Linked DNA regions of Homo sapiens: regions 1 and 3 are each linked to region 2. Evidence: chromatin loops called from intact Hi-C (ENCODE). Cell type or tissue: PC-3. All regions are shown on one strand.

Region 1 (8,000 bases), 220 kb before region 2:
CCGGGGCCCCACAGAGGGTGAGTTCATGAGCCAGAGCAGGAAGGTCACCCTTGAGGGGAGGCGAGAGGGACAGAAGTCAATGTGGACGCAGGAAAGTCACACTGAGGTTGGGAAGAGGACAGCAGAGAGCACCCACCGCAGATGTACAGCCAGCCTTCTCAACAAACCTATGAGAAAGCTTCTGCAGAATAGGGCGCTGAGAAGATCAGGTTGTTTGAGATGCAAGGCCACTAACGGATGATTCGAAAGATTACTGAGCCTGGAAAGACGGAGCTGAGACAGGAGAGTGGATCTGTAGTGGAAGTGATGCATCCAGTCTTAGGACTTTCTCTAGCCATGACCGGGGGAGTTTGGAAGAGGTAGAGGCTGCCTGCAGTGAAGCGTGGGGATTAACATGGGGCCAGAGCATGGCCATGGGCCGAAGGATCAAGAGCGCTTCCCACAGTGCCCACAATCACTGAGCCCGGGACCCAGCCCAGGGGACAGGGATGGCTGACTCACACCAGGTGCTCCTTCTGTGCAGGCGTGCGTTACTGTCTGAGCCATAGACGCGCACCATCTGCTCCAGGAGATGGATCCCCATGTTGTCATACCCATTTACAAGATGAGGAAACTGAGGCTTGGAAGACTTGGGACTTGCACGCAGGCAGTGTCACCGTAAAGGCTTATGTTCAATTACCAAACAAACGTTATCACCTGCTAGCCCAGAAGGGACAGATATCATGGAAAGGGCAGCTCGGGGGTCTGAAGGAGGCAAGAGAGACTGGCAGTCAGAGAAACTCAGGGGAGCTAGTCAGCAGGATGGCAAGGAGCCATTTGAGGAAAGTCGAGGAAAAGAGAAAACCTGGAAGGGTCAGTGTGGATGCTGAGACCCCAGAGACTATGAAACTGATACTGAAATCCTCAGGGAAGCAGCACATCCCAGGGGTGATTAGATGACAGCAGTAAGGACCGGGAAAGGCTGAGCTTAAACAGAAGGCATAAAACACGGAGAAAGGAGACCTGTAAGGAGGACAAATGGTGACCTAAAAACCCCCACAGGGAGCAAGAAGCTCTGCTTAGCTGCTGCCCCTGGATTAGGGACACAGTGTGGGGGACAAGCTGTCCTCTGCTGTGCAGAGCCGGGGAAGACAGGGTCGTGAGCACCTATGTGTGGTAAAGGCCAGATGGTGAATGGCAGGCTTGAGGAAGGGAGAGGGGGGATGGCACTGCACCGGGGCAAGCACAGGCTCTAGAGTCACCCCTGCCCAGGCTCAAACTTCAGCCCTGCTGGAGCAAGAGGCTCCTCCATCAGCGTCTCTGGACCCCAGTCTCCACCTACCCAATTGCACCTCTGCATTCTCAGTTTTGTGAGCATGAAAAGAAGTCATACACGCTAACCTCATGGTTAATACAGATGCTCAGTAAATGAGAGGCGTGACTGGGATCATGAGGACAGGGGTCCCAGTATGGACAAAGGGTGCTAGAGGGGTACAGAGATTTGCAGTTGGCAAGAAGATTCCAGAAAGGGATGGTTGGATCAATGCCAATCAAGACTGTGTTCAGAAACAATGAGGAGATGGAGAGGAGGCCAGGGGCCCAGGTGAGTGTTGGCGGAGCAGGGATGGGCAGGAGGGTGCTGGGCCCTAAGGACCCTCCAGGGGCTACCTGTCACCCAGAGGTCAGCGGCGCGTGCGTGCCTCTGGTTCCCGCATGCCATCCACCGCAGTCTCTGGACTCAGGTGGCCCCAGCACAAAGCACAGCGCCTTGAATGTTTTCGCTGATAAATTTCTTCATAACGTTTACAAGTGTTACTGGAATGATCCAAGACTGGAGGGGTTACCAAGAGGAGCACATCGTTTTCCAGTGCCCCTGACTCATTCATCTGCTGCCCCATGGACCACAAGCCCTGAGCTCTCCCCTGCGACCACCCGAGAAGCAAGCAGCCCCTCCCTGTGCCTGCAATGTGCCCCTGGGACATCCCTGTTGCTCCACCCTGACCCAGAGGCTAGGTCCCTGGGGCCACCCCCTCTCTCCGCAGACCCCTCCTGGAGGGAGAGAATCCCTGGGACATTTCCTTTCTGGGTCCAGGGAGGAAGGAGAACAGGGACCCTATTCAAATGTGTCCTGGAGTTCTGCCACCTCGACACCATTTCAAAGAACCTCCTTAGCTCCAGTTCTTCAAACTAAAACCGGCCCCTGATGGAGCCAGTGCCTGGACCGCAGAACCCGGAAGCTCAGGCAGGGCTCAGGTTCAGTTGCCTCCTGCCACTTACTAGGTTTGGGCACCAGGTGAACCCCCGTGTGTGTATCAGGAAGTGAAGCTACAGGGTGTGATGTGCCCATGGCTTGGACAGGAACCTGGTCAAGGAGACCGTGGAATGACCACCAGCCAAGCAGAGGGCACACCCAGGCCTGGATGAGCGCCACGCAGGCAGCCTGAGAAAGGGCAGGGATTGGGGGCGAGAGAGCAGAGCCATGGGGAGATAGGGCCAGACCCAGTGGGTTTGTCATTCATTGGTTATTGTTAAAGCATCTGCCTCTGCCTCGGCAGCCCATGCTATTCTGCTGTTCTGCAGCTTTTCTTGTCTTCACAGCTGCTGTGCTGGTTAAATGCTGCTTTTTACAAATTCGAAAGTAAACTTTTTCCCTAAGACTTGGCATCCTGCTGACCTCTGCAGTATAAAAACAAAAACAAAACAAAACAAAACAAAAAAATAGGCATTTTGTAACCCTCCCAGGAGGCGCCGGCAGCCATATGCGCCTGAAGAATGGGGAGGGAGGGAGGGAGTTGGTGGTGGTGGCGAATCATGAGGCTTTGCGAACTTGAGACATCCTCATCACAGTTGTATTCGCCAGGTCCTCCAGAACCAGTAGGGTGTGTGTGTGTGTGTGTGTGTACATGTTTATCCGTGTGTACACACACATGCTACACATATAGGAAGAGACTTATTTTAAGGAATTGGCTCATGAGAGTATGGAGCCTAGCAAATCCCATATCTGCAGGGATGGCAGGAAGCTGGAGGCCCAGGAAGAGCTGGTGCTGCTGTTCAAGTCCGAAAGCTGTCTGCTGGCAGAATCCCTCTTGCTCAGGGAAGGTCAATCTTCTGTTCTATTCAAGCCTTCAACTGATTGGATGTGGCCCACCCACATAATGGAGGACAGTCCGCTTGACTCAGAAAGTCTACTGATTTAAATGTTAATCTCATCCCAAAACATCCTTATAGAAACATGTAGGATAATGTTTAACCACATATCTGGGCATCATGACCCAGCCGAGTTGACACATAAAATTAGCTAAAGTAAGTGTTCATTGCGGCTGATTTTTCTCTGGGTCCTTAAAGCATCTCGGATGTGTTTTTACTTCGACCTATCTGCACATCTTTACAACCTTCTGTCTAGCATTCACCTTGCTCTTTCAAACAGTTTCTAAAATTCAATTAAGGGCATTCATGACAAGAGAAAATTAGTTTCCCTCATCCTCCCCTTTAATCCTAAATATTTTCATAAATCCAACTGCCATGCTTTCAAAAAAATCTAATTTGTCAACTGGAAAAGCCCCAGCATGGTCTGCTATAATGAACTAATATAATCTGGAGGATTTGGAACTCTACCCAGAAGCCCGGAATGAGCTTTTGATTATATTTTGACATCAGCATTCTGCACTGCCAAGGGTCACTTAAAAGAAAGACTCCAACATTTTGCAGCATAAGGACTCAGTTTCCTGTGCAAGTCACCAGAAACCCACTTGTGTTAGTCTTTAAATAGGGATGTACTGAGAACATGGAATGTGCTTAGAGGACTAATAATGATCTTCATTATTTCTAGGGCAATGATTTTCACCTGGGGGTGATGTTGCCCCCCCAGGGAACATTTGACACTGTCTGGAGGTTGCTAGTAGATGGAGGCCAGAGATGCCACTAAAAATCTATAATAATGCAATTAAACAATCAAAAGCAAATTTCCCTCAACCTGGAATCCTGAAAAAAAAAAAATACATGTGTTTCAGTGATGACAGCACGTTTCGTGGAAGCAGCTAACGTAGCTCAAGCTTGTGTTTTCCAGTTCCTGGAGCAGAAAATAGTAAATTGCTGTGATGCAGATTTGCTCCTGGACGCAATGGAAAATTTTAGATAAAGCAAATCTTTGCCTTCAGGGAGAGCGTTCAGTGGCTCTCCAGCATAGTGTTTGTTTTCTCAATCACTGATACAAAGAAGAGCCAAGATCAATGTCCTCGGTGGCTTCCCAGCACACTCACCTAGGGCAGGAAGGACAGTCACACTGGCTTTTGGCTCAGCGATTTAAATATTCTCAAAAACAGGTCTAGAAACCTCTTTGCAAAGAATTGCAGCTGCTTTCCAAAATGAACCATGTGTCCCTCAAGTTGATTAACCTCCCAGATATCAGTGTGCATGGCAAAGGGATAAATAGCTGAGAGGAAAATGTGTGTGTCTGCAGAAAAGCAGCATGAAAAGAAACTCATGTAGGTAAAGATCTCCTTCAGGGCAGGGACTTTGCCCTTGTCCTGTGTCCCTGTCTGCTAGCAGAATTCCTACCTATCGCAGCCGCTCAACAAATCCCTGTTTCTATTACAGGAGTGAAGGCTAGATGTGAGTTCTGGGAGAAAGTGGTCATTTCTTACCGTACCTGGCACTTACCCAAGCCTCCAAACTAACTGGATGATAGACTAGGAATGCTGGCACCCACCATTTCCGTCAGACTCTGAAAATGTTCAATTAGTTGGTTCCGCTTTTAGCTGCAACATGTGCAACTAGATTGCGTCACGCATATATAAAAGACAAATTTCAGAGCACTGTACAAAACAAAACTTTTCAAAAGATGCAAGTTTCATCACAAATTCCCTACCTTCTATACCAATGACACCTCCATCCTCACCCAGTGGGACCAGTGGCCAATGCAAGAAACCCACATCCTGAGACTTGCCCCATCACAGGCAAGGCTGTGCCTAAGAAGACAAACTGGAGTACAAAGCATCTCTAAACAAAAACAACCACAGCCATAATTAATACATGCATAAAAACAATACCTAAGAAATGGTATTTGGGGTAATTATGAATCATTTCCATCATGCATACTAAGGAAATCATCTCAAATTGCTTTGTAATGTCACATCACATATATTTAACAGCCCTAAATGATGCTAAGGACTTCATATATGTATTGTTTAGTTTCACAGCTAAAGTATTTTCGCTGCCTTAATACTATTTTTTTTCAGCCTAATAGTTATTCGGCTATCCTCACAGATGCTCTTAGTATATCAAAAGGATCCCAAAGAAAGTTATCCTAGGAAACAATAACAAAACCAAAAGATTATTACTTTTCAGGGGCAACACTATTGCAGTGTCTAAGAAAGAGCATTAGATCACTAAACCAGCATTTTCTTCAAGGACAATTAACTAACCTGAACATAAGACAATGACAAATGGGCATTTATTAATTAATTAATGCTTTGTTTAACCCATATAAATTTAGCCAGAGTTATACTTTTTCTTTCATTAATCACAAAAGTCTTGAAGTAGACAGATTTCCCACTGAAGGAGATTCTGGTCCTAAATCACCACCGTCGTGATCCCCATCACCATCATCACCACCATCATCACCAGCACCATCATCACCATCATTGCCATCATTGCATTACCATTACCATAATTACCATTATCATCACCCTCATCACCATCATCACCATCATCACCATCATCACCACCATCACCACCATCACCACCATCATCACCATCACCACCATCATCACCATCACCACCATCACCGTAACTACCATCACCATCATCACCCTCATCATCATTGCCATCATCACCATCATCATTACCATCATCACCATCACCATAATTACCATCACCATCATCATTACCATTATCATCACTCTCACCATCACCACCTTCATCATCATTATCACCATCATTACCACCATCATTACCATCATTGCTATTATCACCATCATTACCACCACCATCATTTGTCATCACTATCACCACCACCACCATGATCATAACCATCACCACCACCACCACTATCACCACCATCATGATCATCATTATCATCCTCCTCCTCACATTTATTGGACACTTACTATGTGCTAGATGCTCACATATCCTACTGGTAGACATTTTCGTCATTGCTGTTTTACAGGTAAGGAAACTGAGGCTTAGTGTGGTAAAATAACATACTTAAATCATATAGCTAGTAGGTGGCAAAGCTAAGATCAATATGACAGCTATGATTTCTACCACCAACTTTTAAAGAGCAGGAAGCTCCACTGTCATTTTCACACATTTGATTGATGGAACAAATCAATCCATCATTCAGGTGAAAGTAGGACCCCAAGAGTTAGAGGAACAGCTAGGTCCTCCAATTGTCAACCGTTTAGGTCAATAATTGGAACCTCACAGGTGTCTAGGTCCTGTTCCCAGGATGGTAACACTATAAGTCTGAAACCTATTAATCTTGAAGAGATGTCATCATTGTCAGTGATAACAATGACAATGACAGTGGGCCATATCATGAAAAGGAGGAAATCTTTAAAGACCAGACTTCAGTCCTGCTTTCACTGTGCAGAAATCCAACTCTATGCTCTAGACCCTGTCTCTCTCAGCACCAAATAGGACCCCCTATGCACACATTGCAGGGCTGGTCTTCAGGGTCCCTGGAACAGGGAACTGTAAGAGAAAGTCCTATGGGGCAAGCAGGTCTAGAATGATGAAGAGCTCCAAAAATCAGACAGAGAAAAGGATGGGGCCTCTTCCCTCTTGCCCCCCAGGAGACGTTTCAGGAAAGAAAACACAATAAAGAAACTGATTTTCTTGGCTTTGCTGCCAAGTTGCTTCCCAGTGTCCATTCTCCCCTCTGTCTTTGGACTGGAGCCGCGTTATATCCACGCCAGCAATTGGCCCAGTTCTACTGCTCCATTTTCCAACCTAGCAGTAAGTGTGACTCATGACTGAGTTCTGGTTAATAGGCTATATAAAAGGATGGTATCTTAAAGGGAGCTGACTCATCCAGAAGATTTGCCTGTTTTTCCCCCTCACTTCTTCCTCCTGCCTGGAAAACAGGTGTGATGGCTTGTCCTCCAGCAGCTACTTCAGATCATGAGGCAATGAGGGAATACCAGCCCCTTCCAAGGATGACTGAACAGAAGGAGCCTGGGTCCCTGGTGACAGTGGCCCCACCATGATCGCCCCAGCCTGCCTCTCTGGACTTTGTTTATGGAGACACAAACCCTTAAGTATTTAAGCCACTATTTTCTTGGTTGTAACAGAAAAGTTTGGAGTAGAGATTTTGAGGCTGAACACCCCGGATTATATCTCAGCACCTTCACTCACTAGCATCAAGACCTTGGATAGGTTACTTGACCTCTCTGTATCTATTTCCCCATCTGTAAAACGAGCATGAAATGGTCTCTATGTTATGTCATGTTTACGTGACTTGCAATTAGAGGACCTAACTATTCCTCTAACTCTTGGGGTCCTACTATGGTAGGCACTTTTATAAGTATAGGCCATGATCATGATCATGATCATGATGACAATGACAGTGACAATGATGGTTACTGGGTTTTCTGTTATGTGCAGGTAAACCTAACCTGGTACATATGCTCACAATGGCCAAGCCAGAATGGGTTTTCCAGAACCTTGAACAAAGGAAGAGACATTACTCTTCAATACCTTTCAGTAGCTCCCCTGTGAAACCATGAGCTCAGAACAGCAGAGGCCGACCAGACGTGTGGCTCACACCTGTAATCCTAGCACTTTGGGAGGCCAAGGTGGGAGGATCGGCCAAGCCCAGACATTCAAGAGCAGCCTGGGAAACATGATGAAACCCCATCTCTACAAAAAATGCAAAAACTAACCAGGCATGGTAGCACACACCTGTAGTCCCAGCTACTTGGGTGGCTGAGATGGGAGGATCGCTTGAGCCTGGGAGGTTGAGGCTGCAGTGAGCCAAGAACCCCACCACTGCACTCCAGCCTGAGCAACAGAGCCAGACT
Region 2 (8,000 bases):
TCAATTCCAAAGGCCTGTGGGTGGCACAGTCACTTGCACAACAGCCAAAAGACCCTCTCCTTGGCATGGCTGCCCCATGCTGCCGTCTGCTGTGTGGCTGATTTATTCTCCCATGTGCGATATGTGCTGGGCAGAGGTGACTGGCAAGCTGCACTTATTTTTTTGTTTGTTTTTTTGAGATGGAGTTTTACTCTTGTCACCCAGGCTGGAGTTCAGTGATGCGATCTTGGCTGACTGCAACCTCCGCCTCCTGGGTTCAAGCGATTCTCCTGCCTCAGCCTCCTGAATAGCTGGGGTTACAGGTGCACACCACCATGCCCAGCTAATTTTTGTATTTTTAGTAGAGACGGGGGTTTCACTATGTTGGTCAGGCTGGTCCCGAACTCCTGACCCCAGGTGATCCACCCGCCTTGGCCTCCCAAAGTGCTGGGATTACAGGCGTGAGCCACTGCACCCAGCCAAACACTTAGTTTTTAACCAAGTATTTACACCTGATCCATAATCTGAAATTCAAGTGGAGATGAGTGAAGAGCACAGGCACGAGGGCACCCACTATTTTCCGGGCATTTTCGGCATGCCAACTCTGTGGGGTTTTTCAGTTTCCAAATTATAGCTGCTCTCATGATGATATGAGGCCCCTCAACAGTCACCTCACACCTCCCCAAGGGCACCTCTCAGCTGGCATGGAAATGAAAATAGGCCCGTTTTACACAGAATCAGAACAAAGGAGGTCCCCCTCTGAGGCACAGCTGCCTGTGCTGGGGGTAGAGACTGGACTTCCAGTGAAGCTGTGCCTCTGACCCAGCACTGGTTTTTAAAAGCCTCTGACCCAGCACTGGTTTTTAAAAGCCTCTGACCGAGCACTGGTTTTTAAAAGCCTCTAACCCAGCACTGCGTTTTCAAGAGCTTAAGGGCCTTTTCATCGAATTCTATTATCCTCTAGAGTTTCCTAATTTAAAACCATTTCTGGGGCTGACAGCAGGTAAGGGTAGGAGGCCCTGAATGGGAAGGAGCAGTTCACCCCGTGGCTGGGGTGTGATATCCTGTGCAGGACAGGGATGGGGAGGCCACAGCGGCCCGCATCAGCGGCCCATGGGAATCTCCAGCGGACAGGGCAAGGTTGGTCAGGGGAGCGTGGCCCCTGCCTCTTTCCCACAGAGGGAGGGACATGAGCAATCAGGGGAACTGGAGCTGGGGCCAGGGGAGTCAGGAGCCTGAGCGGCTCCTTCGTCTTCAGGGACAGCTTCCTAAACACGCCTGTGGCCTCAGGCTCCCACTGGGGGGTGGGGGCGTGGCTGTGTCTTCTTCTCACGGGCTGCAGGGGCTATGAGGAATTCTGTTGGCCTTTCTTGGTCACTTCCGAATGGGCTTTCGAGCCCTAGCTGCGGAAACCTGGAAGGAAACAGCAGCGAGGAGTAAGCCAGGATGCAGCCTCTGTCACTGCCGCAGCGCAGGTGGCTGTCACATCGGACCAACAGGGAACCACCATAGGTCAGTCACTGAATCTGACATGCTGTAGCACAGCTGGATGGGGCGATGTTCTGAGAGCTCCAAAGTGTGTGTTGTCAGGAGGAGGCCGAGGTTGAATGCCTTCCAGGGGATGAATCACTTCAGGACACAAAATGATTTTGATGATCGTCCCGAGGAGTTGTTCTTCTCCGAGACAGGAAATCTCAGGCGTAAACTTGAATAAGGTGGTCCTAACCTGTGGGCTGCACATTCCTTGGGCTATGGAGCCACTAGGAGGAATCCTCCCCTCTCCCCACTTCCAAGTCACCTGTTGTGACTCAGCTTCTCTCTGCCTTGGGGCACCAGCCTGCAATCCTGATGGTGCCTTCCTCAAAGGGCTGTTGGGAGGATTCCAGAGAATACACACGCAGGGCTCTGTGCACTCCCGCACCCGGTTAAACCCTAGAAATCATGCCCACTGCGTGCACCGTGTTCAGATGGAAAACTGCGTTAGACACGTGTGCATCTGTGGTTGTAAACGAAGAATGATGCTTCTGTGACTAAGAAAGTTCAAATGCGTTTCAAAGCCTGACTAAAGTCAATGTGATTTGTTTTGATCATGACAGACTGACTCTGTCAGTGTCAGTATGGGGATGAAAGACTTGGTTCACAATTTTCTTATCTTAAAAAAAAAAAGATCTCCATGCTTAAAAGACAAAACAAAACATTTTGATCCACAGCTTTAATGCTCAGGATCATTAATGGCATTGTAGAAATGGAAAAATAAAAGTCAGCCAGGCTCTGTGGCTTGTACCTATAAATCTCAGAACTTTGGGAGGCCAAGACAAGAGGACTGCTTGAGCTCAGGAACTGAGATCACCCTGGGCAACATGGCAAGATACTTGTCTCTACAAAAAATAAAAAATTAGCTGGATGTGGTGCTGCATGCCTGTAATCCCGACTTGGGAGGCTGAGGTGGGAAGATCGCTTGAGTACAGGAGGTTGAGGCTGCAGTGAGCTATGACCATGCCACTGCACTCCAGCCTGGGTGACAGAACGAGACCCTGTCTCTTAAAAAAAAAAAAATTAAATAAAAGCCACAACATACAAATATGGTCATTTCACCATGCAAGCACATCAAAACATTGAGAAAGAGGACAGGAATCTCTTAACATCCAGATGGCAATTTAATGTCCTTGTTCACCTGCCTGGGGCAGCTCACAGTGCCCCTTAACCTGAATTGATAGCTTTTGATGTAATAAGTAGAGCAGTGTTCAGGGCTTCAAGGATATAACAGAACATCAGCTCCAAGAGTCTGGTGATGTTTGCCCGTTTTGTTCACTCCAGAACCTGCAGCACTTAGAACAGGGCCTGGCACAAAATAATGCACAGTAAACATTTGTGGAATGAATGGTATGTATGATTCAGAAATTGAAGCAGAGGTTTCCAGTCTTTTTAGAGATCTTCAACTCGATGAATTTGACTAGAGTGATTTCTAAGATAAATAAATGTAAACAGCACAGAGAGTACACCTGCCACAAGCCACGCCCCCGCCATAGATGCAGGGAGCAGGAACGACATCTATCCCGCTCACGCAGGCAGCGGCTAGCCACCAATTACACAGCATCCTATGTGAAATAAACTTCTGCAGGTGGTAATCCACTACAAATTATTCTCATCGCACTTCATTTCCTCCTTTTTGAAGGTATTTTTTTAAAGCATAAAAATGAACGCTTATGACGCTGAACGACATGAAGAAACCCCTCCTTGAATTCACAGCTTTGTGTTCTTAGCACACCTCCAAGCCACCCAGGGCCAACAAGGTCAACAACACAACTGTCCACACCAAGGCCTGGAGGGTCCGAGCACCTCCTGTCTACCCAGCGCACCCCGAGACAGGTGTTTGAACTCGTGCTCAGCACTCTGTGGGCCGCGGGAGCCAGGGCAGAGCAGGCATCCCTGGCAGCAGACATGGACCCCAGACGAGCACACGCTCCTCTGAGGGAGGAGAGGTCAGCTTCCACACTTGAACCTGACCCTGAGTCTACAGCCGCACTGGACCAGAGCAGAGGGTGGCTGTGGCTTTCTACAACCAGGAGAGGCCTCCAGCACCTATGGAAGGAGTCAAGGGCAAATCTGGAGTCCTGCTGGCAAAGGTGGCTCAAGTCAGGAGACAGGCAGGAACCCGCAGTGATGCACAGCATGATTCCTGGTGTCAATTTATTCTCTATGATAGGAAGAACCCAAAAGAATGTGTGCTGTTTGTGATGTCTCTTCCCCAGGAGTCAGCTTAGACGGCCAAGCTCTATCCTTAACACAATGTCTCCATCTAGTGTCACACACTCTACATGGACAAGAGGCCTTATTTTTCAAATCAGATTCAATTGTGTTTTAAATCTAGTGCTTAATTTTCACAATTAGGAAGGTGAAAACTATAAAGATGGATCCAAAAACATGAATTATTCTACTTTCTCATCATTTTAAAATCAAAATTTTACAACTAAGCTTAGAGGCAGAAACCACCAACATTAATTCAAACATTGCATACAATTTTATATTGTTAACATATCGATTTCAGGGCCGGGTGCAGTGGCTCACACCTGTAATCCCAGCATTTTGGGAGGCCGAGGCGGGCAGATCACCTGAGGTCAGGAGTACAAGATCAGCCAGGCCAACATGGTGAAACGCTGTCTCTACTAAAAATACAAAAAATTAGCCAGGCGTGGAGGTCCATGCCTGTAATCCCAGCTACTTGGGAGGCTGAGGCATGGAAATCACTTGAACCTGGGAGGCGGAGGTGGCAGTGAGCCCAGATCGCACCACTGCACTACAGCCTGGGTGACAGAGCAAGACTCTGTCTCAAAAAAAAAAAAATACACACACACACACACACACACACAGACACACACACACACACACACACACACATATACTTTAGGCTGGGTGCAGTGGCTTACACCTGTAATCTATAATCCCAGAACCTGAGGCTGGTAGATCACCTGAGGTCAGGAGTTCAAGACCAGCCAGGCCAACATGGTGAAACCCCATCTCTACTAAAAGTACAAGAATTAGCTGAGCATGGTGGTGCATGCCTGTAATCCCAGCTACTCGGGAGGCTGAGGCAGGAGAATCACTTGAACCTGGGAGGTTGCAGTGAGTCAAGATCACACCATTGCACTCCAACCTGGGTGACACAGTGAGACTCCATCTCAAAAAACATATAGCTAGATACAGATATAGATAGATAGATTAGATAGATAGACAGATAGATAGATAGATAGATAGATTTCACAGAGTTCCAGATTAACAAAGTGACATAAAAATGTCTCCAATAATTAAAAGTATTTGCCTTTGTCTATCTTGATAATACCCCTGAGACACTCCCCTGGTGCCATCTGCACCTGTCCTTGCTACTGGAGGGTACCATGCCTGCCAACATCCAGGCCTTGGCACAATTAGCCCGGGGCTGACAGGAAGCACCTCCATTGCCTTTGAGCAGTTACACAACAAAACTCTTGCTCATTCTACAGCCACACCACACCCGACTCCCTGAGGGCACGGAGCTTCCCACTGGGGCCATCTGCAGAGCTGGTGAACTGCGCCACACTCAGATGTGACATGGCGAAGGAAGGGAATGAACAACGTGGCCTGTGATGTACAGATGAATACATCTAGTCATATAATTTAGGATGAAAATTTCAGAAAATTACTGACAACACAAATGTCTTTTCATCAAGTCAAAACCAACTAAAATTCCACAGTGTACCTCTTGCGGGACACATAGAAGCATGTGTTTCAGAGGTCAGGAAGCGAGAAGCAGGAACTTCAGAAATGTCATTGCTTCAGGCCACCAGGCAGGGGGACAGGACATGGGAGGAGGCCACAGGTGGTTGGAAGTGACTGTTGGTGCATTAGTGGCCACATTGGGTAGCCTTGCGGGTGTTTACCACCACCCATTTCAAGTAATTTGTTTTAATGAAAATGGAATGAAAGAGCTCTGTGCATGGAGCAAAGCTGAGTGAGGGCTGTGAAGCAAGGACCAGTTATACACACTGGGGCCACAGACTGAAGGGAGGGGGGAAAATCAAATTGTTCATCTATGTAGTAAAGGGAGCTGGTTCTCCTTTCTCTGCCTCCTTTCTTCATAAGCTTCACATGGCAGATGCCTGGTTACTCTTCCTTCACCCAACCACCATGTCTCACAGCAAGACTTTAGCTGAGAAGACTGACTCTGGGTTTGCAAAGGAAGCCCTGCCAACATCATCCCAGCTCCAACCTCTCCCTTCTCGCCCCGACCTCCCAGGCTCGCCTCGTCACCTGGAGGATCATGTCTTATTCCTAAGTTGCTTGGCTTATACTCAAACATCAGCAAAATCTCACTGTATCTATTAGTTATTAATAATAGATTTCTAAGGCCGGCGCGGTGGCTCACGCCTGTAATCCCAACACTTTGGGAGGCCAAGGTGGGCAGATCACCTGAGGTCAGGAGTTCGAGACCAGCCTGACCAACATGGAGAAACCCCGTCTCTACTAAAAATACAAAATTAGCCAGGCATGGTGGCACATGCCTGTAATCCCAGCTATCAGCAACTCGGGAGGCTGAGACAGGGAATCGCTTGAACCTGGGAGGCGGAGGTTGCGGTGAGCCGAGATTGCGCCATTGTACTCCAGCCTGGGCAACAACAGCAAAACTCCATCTCAAAAAAAATGAATAAATAAATAATAATAATAGATTTCTACTAAAGTAGAAAATAATTGTATGCCTCTTTCCACAGATGAGCAAAACAGTTATCAGTTTACAAAATGATTTGTAGTTTTAAAAAGTCATTGATGCATTTTCTTCTAAAACCTAAATATATTTTAATAGTATCCATATCTTTCATCTACTATTAACTTTTAAATTGAGGCATTCATAAATAATTTCTGTAAATTAAAATAACTGTACACCTGAAAATATTAATATAATAGGCCTGGAGCAGGGGGAAATGCTTTTCTAAGACAAAGTTACTAAAGTGTTTCCTTTAGTTACTGAAACCTAAATTATTTTTAAGCTGGGACCATGATGACACAGAATTATTAATATGCTGTTTATAGGTACATACCCCACCAAGCATGCTGCATCCAAGCGCTAAAAAGTTTATCCACTTGATTTTGTTTTCACAAGGATCCAGTTGTAAGAGCGCTTTGAATTTTTCCTTCGGCAGGCACAAGTTCTTCCACTTCTGCTCAAGATCTGTTAATTCCACATACCGCTTGTGGTGACACTGTTTGGAAAACACAGCATGACAATTTATGTATGTTTTAAAACCTGGGAAACAATGAATGCTGTGAATATTCAACACACACCAAGTAACCCGCCCCATGCAGGGGACAGATGAACTCCAAATGCATGACAGGGGGTTCTGTCAGCCCTGGGGAGGGAAGGCAGGGAAGGCAGCGAGCGGCAACCTTTTATTTATTAAATGAAAAAAGGACGGTGAAGCGAATACGGCATCATGTTATGACTTAATGAAACAGGCATACTGATATTGAGTATACGATACTCCACTATCTGTCTGAAATGCTTCACAATAAAAAATAAAGCTCAGTAAAAAACATTTTAAAAATCCAGCCCCTAATCACATTAACAGTTAGATAGGAGAGATCTTAAAACTGAAAATAAATGTATTTCTTCTATTATATATTTATTTGTTAATTTTTGGACAGTCTCATTCTGTTGCCCAGGCTGGAGTGCAGCGGCATGATTTCGGCTCACTGCAACCTCCACCTCCCAGGGTTAAGTAATTCTTCCGCCTCAGCCTCCCAAGTAGCTGGGATTACAGGTGCGCACCACCACGCCCTGTTAAGTTTTGTATTTTTATTGGAGACAAAGTTTCACCTTGTTGGCCAGGCTGGTCTTGAACTCCTGACCTCAAGTGATCTGCCCGCCTCAGCCTCCCAAAGTACTGGGATTAAAGGCATGAGCCACCATGCCCGGCCTTCCTTCTACTATTTTAAACAATCTATCAAAACTGAAAACTTCTGCAATCTGCTAGCAGTATCCTGGATGAAAAGGCTTTGAGCAATTTCAGCATGTCTTTTCGCAAGCTACACCATTCAAGAGTTCTTTGCTTCCCTTAAGGTAGTCCTAGTTTCAGAATTCACTGTATCCTGCGCAGAAGCACAGTACTTCACAGTGTAGAATGGGGATAAGTCAGTTTGAAAATCAAGGTTATGCCACTGGTGTCTCTTTTAGCAAAAGAACCGAGTCATGAGGAAGGCCTAGCCTTGCTCCGTGACCCACTTTCTAGTAACTCACGTCTGTAAAAACAGGATGGCGTGTGGGGCAAAGAAGCGCAAGGCAGGAAGGGGGCCCAGGCTCTCCACAGCACTGGACACCAGAGGCTGCTGCCCACCTTGGGGGCCAAAGGCCAGCCCCGCCTTCCAGACAGAGAAGGCAGAGGCTTACTCAGGCCTGCGCACAGCTTTCACAAACACACACCTGGAGAACGGACTGGAAACCCCCCAGGTTCTGAAATTTTGTATGTTTTGCCCAGCAGAATCTAGTGTCA
Region 3 (8,000 bases), 100 kb before region 2:
CACTCGTGGGAGCAACCTAGAGTGTCCTGAAGTCAATCTGTGGAATCACTAGGCCAGATTACCTTTCTCATCAGTTTAGGAATATAAAGAAAGGTCTCTGTGTATTTCTGGATCTCCCTATTAAAGAGATTAGTTGCTGTTTGGGCCTCACTCCATTCAATTGACAGCACCTAGATCCCTCCTATTACAATCTCAATTCATGTAACCATTTCGGAACTTCAGCTTCTTTTAAGGAAGTTTTCTTTGTGATTAAATGTCTAGAAGTAAATGCATGTGTGCACTTAACTGCCAGTTCTGCCACCTTTTTCCTGCTCTGCATGGGATTAGCAATAGTGGGGTATCACTAGAAAATCCATGCCTACTCTAAGGACAAAAGGCCTTGGGTCTTTTGCCAATGGAACCTTTTATTCAACAGAATAAATGTGGTTGGATTTACAAGGCCAGTTGAGGGAGTCCTGTGAGGTGAGAACCTATTAAAAGACCTACTGATCGGCCAGGCGCGGTGGCTCACGCCTGTAATCCCAGCACTTTGGGAGACTGAGGTGGGCATATCATGAGGTCAGAAGTTTGAGACCAGCCTGGCTAACATGGTGAAACCCCATCTCTACTAAAAATACAAAAATTAGCCGGGCGTGGTGGCACGTGCCTGTAATCCCAGCTACTCGGGAGGCTGAGGCAGGAGAATTGCTTGAACCCAGGAGGTGGAGGTTGTAGTGACCCGAGATCGCGCCACTGTAGCCCAGCCTGGGCAACAGAGCAAGACTCCATCTCAAAAAAAAAAAAAAAATGACCTACTAATCGAGGGCTTCCCCATGACCCACCCTGATGGCCTTCCCCGAAGTGCAGGAGAAACTCCACCCTTTTCCCTATCACTTCCCCTGTTACATGCCCCTGTAATCACTCTTACTGCCCTGCTTTCCAATATGTTTTTGCAAAACTATGTTCCTCTGTAAGCTGACAGTTTGCCAAGAGCAGGAACCAGGTCTCGTTAATTTCTTTTTGAATCCCCAGCATCTAAAAGGATGCCTCACCATCTTGGTTGATCTTCAACAGATGTGTTAAACAAAAGAGAAGGCGATGCCTGCTAGACCCAGCTCTGCTGCATCTTGGAAACTTCTGAATGTACACAAGGTCAGCACAGAGCAGCTGATCACCAGGAACCTGAGCTTTCTTTAGCCACTTACACTTCAAAGTCTTTGTATCTTCAGGATTTTTTAAAAAACCTCCTGCCATAGGTAGGTAAATATGGGACTCAGGAGGATACTCAGATTCTGTGTCAGCTTCTGAGGATCAACAGCCCTCTGTAAAGCCGGATTCATGCCTTAGCACGTGTAAAACTGCCAGACTGAGACTTCAGGGACACCAAGCAAGGGGACTGGAGCTGATAGACCAGCACCTTATGAACCAGGAGGGATGGGGGCATCGTGCCTGGCTCTCAGCTGGGACCAGTGTGCTTAATGCCAGGCCTACAAGTTGCCACCCCATCCTCTCCCTAACTGAGCATAAATTCAGTCAGCAAAGCAAAGCCTAAATCAGGATTTCAAACTACCGTGGTGAATCACACAGTTTGGCTTCCCTTGTCACTCAGCTTATTCTCTCTTAGGTCAGTTTCAGGTCAAAACGTGCCCATGGGGACAAAGATGAAGGCAGGGAGAATGCAGGCTGGGCAGCGACTGCATGTTGGGAGGCTCAGCCATCAGCATCCCTGACTTTGTCATTCTGATCTTGGGGAACACAGAAGAGGACCCTCCCCTGCAGCAGAACCCTGAGCCCTCCTTCCCTGGGACTCTGGATCCCTCCCAACCCTCCCTGAGGTCCTCCCGTCATGGTGTAGCATCTGTTTCTGCATCCACAGCCCACTCAGATCCCCACTCCACAACAGACTTTACGCCCCCACACGCTCCTGCGCTACCCCCACCAGCTTAGCTCACAGCTGAACCTTCTGCAAGACAGATCCGCACAAGCTGCACTTTTTCATCTTCCATTTCTTCATTTGACATATGTAATACACACAATCGAAAATTACAAAAGTAATTCACGCTTCTTGGGAAAAACCCCCCAAACATTATGCTCTACACAGTAAGAAGGCAGTGTCAGCCGGGCATGGTGGCTGTGCCTGTCATCCCAGCTACTTGGGAGGCTGAGGCAAGAGGATGGCTTGAACCTGAGAAATTGAGGCTATAGTGAACTATGATCACAGTTCTGCACTCCAACCTCAGTAACAGAGCAAGACCCTGTCTCAAAAAGTAAAATAAAATAAACATTTTTTAAAGAAGGTAATGTCTTTACTTTCATTTCCTCCTGCTGCTCTTTGAATTGCTGCCATCTGCTCCTGCCCCACCCACCCCCACCATCCCTGGCTTCCCCAAGGATCCCACAAGGGTTTCTTTCCTATGAAATTCAGTGGACATTTCCAGCCCTAAGCCATATTTGATGACGACATGTGCCCCATGCTTTGCCTGAACAGTGATCATCTCCAGGAAATACAGACACAGTCCCCTGGATTCCCTTCAGCTGTCCATACTATGGTCATCCAAGCACTGTAAACAGAGCTGGAAAGTGGGGATCCCCATACTCCATGCCCCTGGCAGTCCTGAGACCACAGGAAGGGAGAGTAGCCTGGAGTTCTGCTCATAGCCTTGCAGAGGGGCAAGGCTGAGGACTGAATTCTCTAGGACAGAGACTGTTCCCTGTTGTATGCTAAAGCAGCACGTGGCTTGAGTGCCTGGGAAACATTTCTGATGACTAAGTGAAGGAGGGATGGCTGAGCCAGCCCAGCTCTCCTGTGACCCTAAACCTAAAGCAACCTACTCCACCTACCTAACCCAGAAGCGACATGCTTAGCAGTGCCAAAGCTCAGCTCAACCCTGGCACAAAGTGTGTGGGAACAAAATCCACGCTCCTAAGACGTGGACTGCAATGGAGCTGGAGCTGATGGTTACTAATTTTCTTCCTTTTCTTTCTTTCTTTTTTTTTTTCTTTTTCTTTGAGACAAGGTCTTACTCTATCACCCAGAATGGGATGCAGTGGCAAATCATAACTCACTGCAGCCTCCAACTCCTGGACTCAAGCAATCCTCCCACCTCAGCCTCCCAAGTAGCTGGGACCACAGGCATGCATCACCATGCCCGGCTAATTTTTTATTTTTTGTAGAGATAGGGTCTCCCTATGCTATATTGCCCAGGCTGGTTTTGAACTCCTGGGCTCAAGCCATCCTCCTGCTGTGTCCTCCCACAGTGCTGGGATTACAGGTGCAAGCCACTGCACCTGGCCCATTACTACTTTTCACTAGCACACTTTTTTTTGCACTTGAGTACGACTGCCTCTGTTTCCATGGCTGTATATGTATATAGGGTTTAGACTCTCTCAGACAATTCACCAGAACATTTTGGTATTTCATTTTTAGAACCAAAAATACCCCAAGTTTATAATGATAAAAATTCCCAAGTTCTATTCTCTCTCCTAATCTGGAGTTATTCAGTCAACTGGCTTACTGAGCACGGCAGATGCACACTCCACTTCTCAATATGCACACTTTGTCATGGTTTTCCTCCTCAGAAGCCCCCACCGGTGACTCATGCCCACATTCCCTGTGTCAGCAGCCGGCTCCCAGGCCCCGCAGCAGACCTGCCAGGATGCCTCGGGGCTTGTGGCTTCTGGTCTCTTTGTTGGCATAGACTTCCCCTCCCATCCCTTGTAAACATTTTCCTCAATAGTATTTACTCAGTTTGATGTATTACTTACATATGTAGTCCAGATATCCACTGCAGGCATTGGGAGGGAGAGAAGAGGATCCCGGTGTCATCCTGCTTGCAGTTATTCATAATGTTGAGATTCCTGTGTGTGCAACCTGTTCACAGGATGTGCAGCTACCGAGCACTCAAACTGGAAGGGCGGGAAGGTGTTGCTGAAGAGGTGGGATGTCACCGAAAAGAACAGGACCTCAATAAAACTCTCAAGTTTAGGTGGTGGAGCAGAAAGTATAGTCTGTTGAGGGGAATAGACCAGACACACATACACGCATGCCTCAGAGGACAGAGCAGCACAGCCGGTTTTGACTTCATATAAGAATTCTCTCTCTCTCTCTCTTTATTTATTTATTTATTTATTTATTTGGTTTTTGTTGTTGTTGTTGTTGTTTTTGAGACAGAATTTTGCTCTTATTGACCAGGCTGGAGTGCAGTGGCGCAATCTCAGCTCACTGCAACCTCCGCCTCCCAGGTTCAAGCGATTCTTCTGCCTCAGCCTCTCAAGTATCTGGGATTACAGGTGCCCGCCACCTACCCCAGTTAATTTTTGTATTTTTAGTAGAGACGGGGTTTCACCATGTTGGCCAGACTGGTCTCGAACTCCTGACCTCAGGTGATCCGCCCACCTCAGCCTCCAAAAGTGCTGAGATTACAGGTGTGAGCCACTGAGCCCAGCCTCTTTTTCTCTCTTACATATGATTTTTCACTGCACCTCAACTCAATCTCTACTGTCTGTCTTTGAGTTCCAGATTCTGGGGCCCAATTTGCCCTTCCCCAGGTTGTCAGAAGAATGGAACCAAATCTCACCTCTCCCTTAGTTTCAGATCATCCACCCTTTGAAGAAGGTGTCTGAACTCCATCAGTGTATTTTTTAAGTCTTTTTTTCCTAAGCCCTAATGATATCTACAACTGAATGCCCTTCCTTTTCCCCACTCCAGCACTCTAGGGACCCTTGCTTTGGGCCCTCTATTGGGGCCGCTTCCTCACTTCCCTCACACTGTCTCCAACACCTGGCAGCTCCTTTCCACTGCTTCTTCCTCTTGCACCTTCCCACCGTCCCCAGCCTCTCGTCCTATCCAGTCCACCCCACACTGATGCGGTTCTCAGACTTCCCAGATATCACTGCACAATCAGAGGGCCGCAGGGGGACCACCGTCCATTACACATACGTCCACCCCATGAACTGAGATCACTCTCACCAGCGTAAAATCTGCTTTTATTGGCACAATATGAAATCACAACAAGTGCCCCCCACCCTCCACCCAGCACACCTGCATGCACACACACACACACACACACACTCATACACATGCATATACATACACAAGCTCTCCAGTGAAGATGAGTGTGTCTCTCAGTAAGGATTTCCAGTCATCAATACAGTGCTTTCTGCTCATTGATTCCCATGGTCATCTAGGAACATTTGCCACTAAGCAGTAAAAGGCACTGAAGGTAAAGTTAAAATGTTGGTGTAAAAGACACTGAAAATGGAGCTGGCCGAATTCTAGAGCCAGCATTTTTCTGTGTATTGGGAAAAGGCTGCCTTGTTTTATTCTAGCTGTGGATATTTCAGGTGGCTTAGGGAGCTTTCCACCTGGCCTCTCTCCTGACCTCCGCACCTCCTTTGACCTTGCCCTAGGACTTGCCCCTAAATATCTCAACCCTTTTCACTACCCAGATTGCCCCTAAAGGTTTGAGGCTGTGCCCTAAACCCCGCAGCTGCTGAGAGGCTGGACCACTGCCCTGGGCTCGGGGCGGCGGCCCCAAGGTGATTCTCCAATGCTTCACTTTCTGACACCCTTTGGGGCAATGGCTCAACCCTTTTCACCACCCAGCACCACAACCCTGCTCTTGCAGTTTGTCTCCTTTCCTGCCTCAGGTCACTAGGCAGTCTCACGTGAATGCCCCTCTTATCAAACTGTCTCCTGGCCTGCCCTTGGCTTCCGGAAGCTCCACATCATCCTGGTTGCTGAGTATTGCCCCGCAAAAGTCACACTGCTGAAAAAGAAGGCTACTTAAAAATGCGGGTGTCGGCCGGGCATGGTGGCTCACGCCTGTCATCCCAGCACTTTGGGAGACCAAGGCGGGTGGATCACTTGAGGTCAGGAGTTTGAGACCAGCCTGGCCAACATGGCGAAACCCTGTCTCTACTAAAAATACAAAAATTGGCCAGGCATGGTGGTGCATGCCTGCATGCCTATAATCCCAGCTACTTGGGAGACTGAGGCAGGAGAATTGCTTGAACCCAGGATCTGAGCCAAGATCGTGCCACTGCACTCCAGCCTGGGCAACGGAGCAAGACTCTCAAAAAAAAAAAAAAAAAAAGCAGGTGTGGTCTGCACACAGGAAGTTCCCAGTCACTCAGCAGTTCTTGCACTTGGCCTTGCTTTATAAACAGTCACCACTTTCTCTCAGTCCCACCCCACTTGGTCTGAGCAGGCAACATCACTCTCCAGTGGCGAGGGTTGAGGGCCCAAGGCACAAGGCTTGTCTCTGTCCCCTCCCTCCCCAGGCACCTTACCTTCAGCCCTGGCTGGCCCCCTCACACCCAGGGTTCCCATCAAGCTTAAAGAGGCATAGCCAGACGGCACCCTGGATAGTGCCTCCTGGGGGTCACACAGGCACCTAGAGACTCCCCCAAGCCTGACTAACACAGCACTGCCATCTGCCCAGGAGGCCTCCCTCTGCAGCTCCTGCTTCTCATCCCTCCCCCTCCATTCCCACTGCCACCTCAGGTGTCTCCTCTGTAGGCCTCCACATCCACACAGTGATCTATGGCATGGCACCGCTCTTGAGTTTAGAGCAGGCATGTCTAGGCTCAAAACCCCACCTGGCACCAACCCTGTGACTCAGTCATTCCACTCCTGGGCACGTACCCAGCAGAAATGTGTACATGTGGCCAAACAAAGACGTGAACGGGAATGTTCACGGAAACTTTTTTCACCGTGGCAAAAAAGAAAGAGAGGAAACAAATGCTCCCCAACAGTAGATTGGATAGAGTAGTTGCGGCACAATCATCAGTGCAGCACCGCACAGCAGTGAGAACGGGTGAGCTGCACACAACAGCATAAAGGAATGTCACCCGCTTAGCGTTGACCAAAAGAAACCAAACACAGAAGAGCACATGCTGTATGATTCCATTGACAGAAGCTTAGAAATCAGGCTAAACTAATGGCTAGTGCTGGAAATCAGGATAGTGTCTACCTTTTGGGAGGAAGAAGGGGTAGTGATTGGGAAGTGGACAAGGGAGGTTTTGGGGGCACTGGGAATGTCCTATCTGTTGTCCCAATGGGTTCACTTTAACATAATTTCATCAATCTATATACTTAAGATTTTTCTGAATGTTTGCAACCCTTCAATAAGTTTGTTTGTTTGTTTTTTTGTTTTTTGTACAGAGTCCTCCTGCTTGGGCCTCCCAAAGTGCTGGGATTATAGGCATGAGCCACCATGCCCGGCCCTTTTTTAAAAACTCAGCTCTTTTTAGCTTGGGTAAGTTATGTATCCCTGTCCAGGAATACAACACCTGCCTCACGAAGTGGTAATGGAAGACAGAGAAAGGCAACGCATGAGAAGCATCTAGTGTGGAGCCTGAAACTGAGCAAGCACTCAATATTAGTTATGATTATTAATTAGCCCTTAGTAAATGCAGAAGGAAGCTAAACCCACTGCCCCAGCTCTCTCCCTATCCCAGAAATTCTCTTGATTCCTGTAGCCCCTGTCCTGTAAGAGGTGCCCTGGGAACCACCTCAGTGCTAGTGCTCCACGCCCTGTGGCCTCCCACTGAGAATGGAATTCCTAGGGAGGAAGGCTCCCTCCCAGTTCCAGGCGTCCTCAGGGAGGGGATTCCAAGCAGCCCATTGGATTTCAGGATCCTCTGTAGCACTACTCACAGTTTAGGCATTTCTTGTTGGCTCTTGAGCTTAACTACGATTCAAATCATTGTTTACCCCAAATTCCCCAGGGCCAGATCACTGGTTGGGAATGCCCACCCCGGGTGTCCTCTGACCTATTGCTGCACGTTTAACCCAGAGAGTGCCACTGATATTGAAGAATGTGCTCATTAGCTCCCAGCCCACAAGACCAACAATAAACACTGGTTTTCTGGCCGGGCGCTATAGCCCACGCCTGTAATCCCATCACTTTGGGAGGCCAAGGCAGGCAGATCACCTGAGGTCAGGAGTTTGAGACCAGGCTTGCCAAAATGGTAAAACCCCGTCTCTACTAAAAATACAAAAATTAGCCAGGTGTGGT

What was found. Peaks named below come from ENCODE experiments on the same cell type or tissue, not always from the same donor. Only the 100,000 strongest peaks of a DNase experiment are listed, where the experiment ranks them.
Region 1: it touches region 2 in a loop (5-fold over the local background); 12 of 110 quality-filtered maps call a loop at or near these places.
Region 3: it touches region 2 in a loop (6-fold over the local background); 33 of 110 quality-filtered maps call a loop at or near these places.

The regions. Positions count from the first base shown.
Region 1 is chr5:10,667,964-10,675,963 of GRCh38, reverse strand. No RefSeq gene overlaps it. Among named protein-coding and RNA genes, the nearest start is that of DAP-DT, 89 kb to the left of the region's middle. RefSeq lists an enhancer at 1,389-2,089. In PC-3, no CTCF peak of the experiment used is centred here; a DNase peak (open chromatin) is centred at 7,003.
Region 2 is chr5:10,448,665-10,456,664 of GRCh38, reverse strand. ROPN1L (rhophilin associated tail protein 1 like) reads right to left here. Exons shown (of 5, transcript NM_031916.5): 3 at 6,552-6,713. Among named protein-coding and RNA genes, the nearest start is that of ROPN1L, 11 kb to the right of the region's middle. In PC-3, a CTCF peak has its summit at 3,779 (motif pointing left); DNase peaks (open chromatin) are centred at 1,634, 1,804, 2,854 and 3,714; H3K4me3 peaks cover 1,326 bases; H3K27ac peaks cover 2,285 bases.
Region 3 is chr5:10,551,177-10,559,176 of GRCh38, reverse strand. No RefSeq gene overlaps it. Among named protein-coding and RNA genes, the nearest start is that of ANKRD33B, 8.9 kb to the left of the region's middle. RefSeq lists enhancers at 6,443-6,492, 6,643-7,440. In PC-3, no CTCF peak of the experiment used is centred here; DNase peaks (open chromatin) are centred at 1,566, 2,746, 3,776, 7,636 and 2 weaker places; H3K4me3 peaks cover 666 bases; H3K27ac peaks cover 5,958 bases.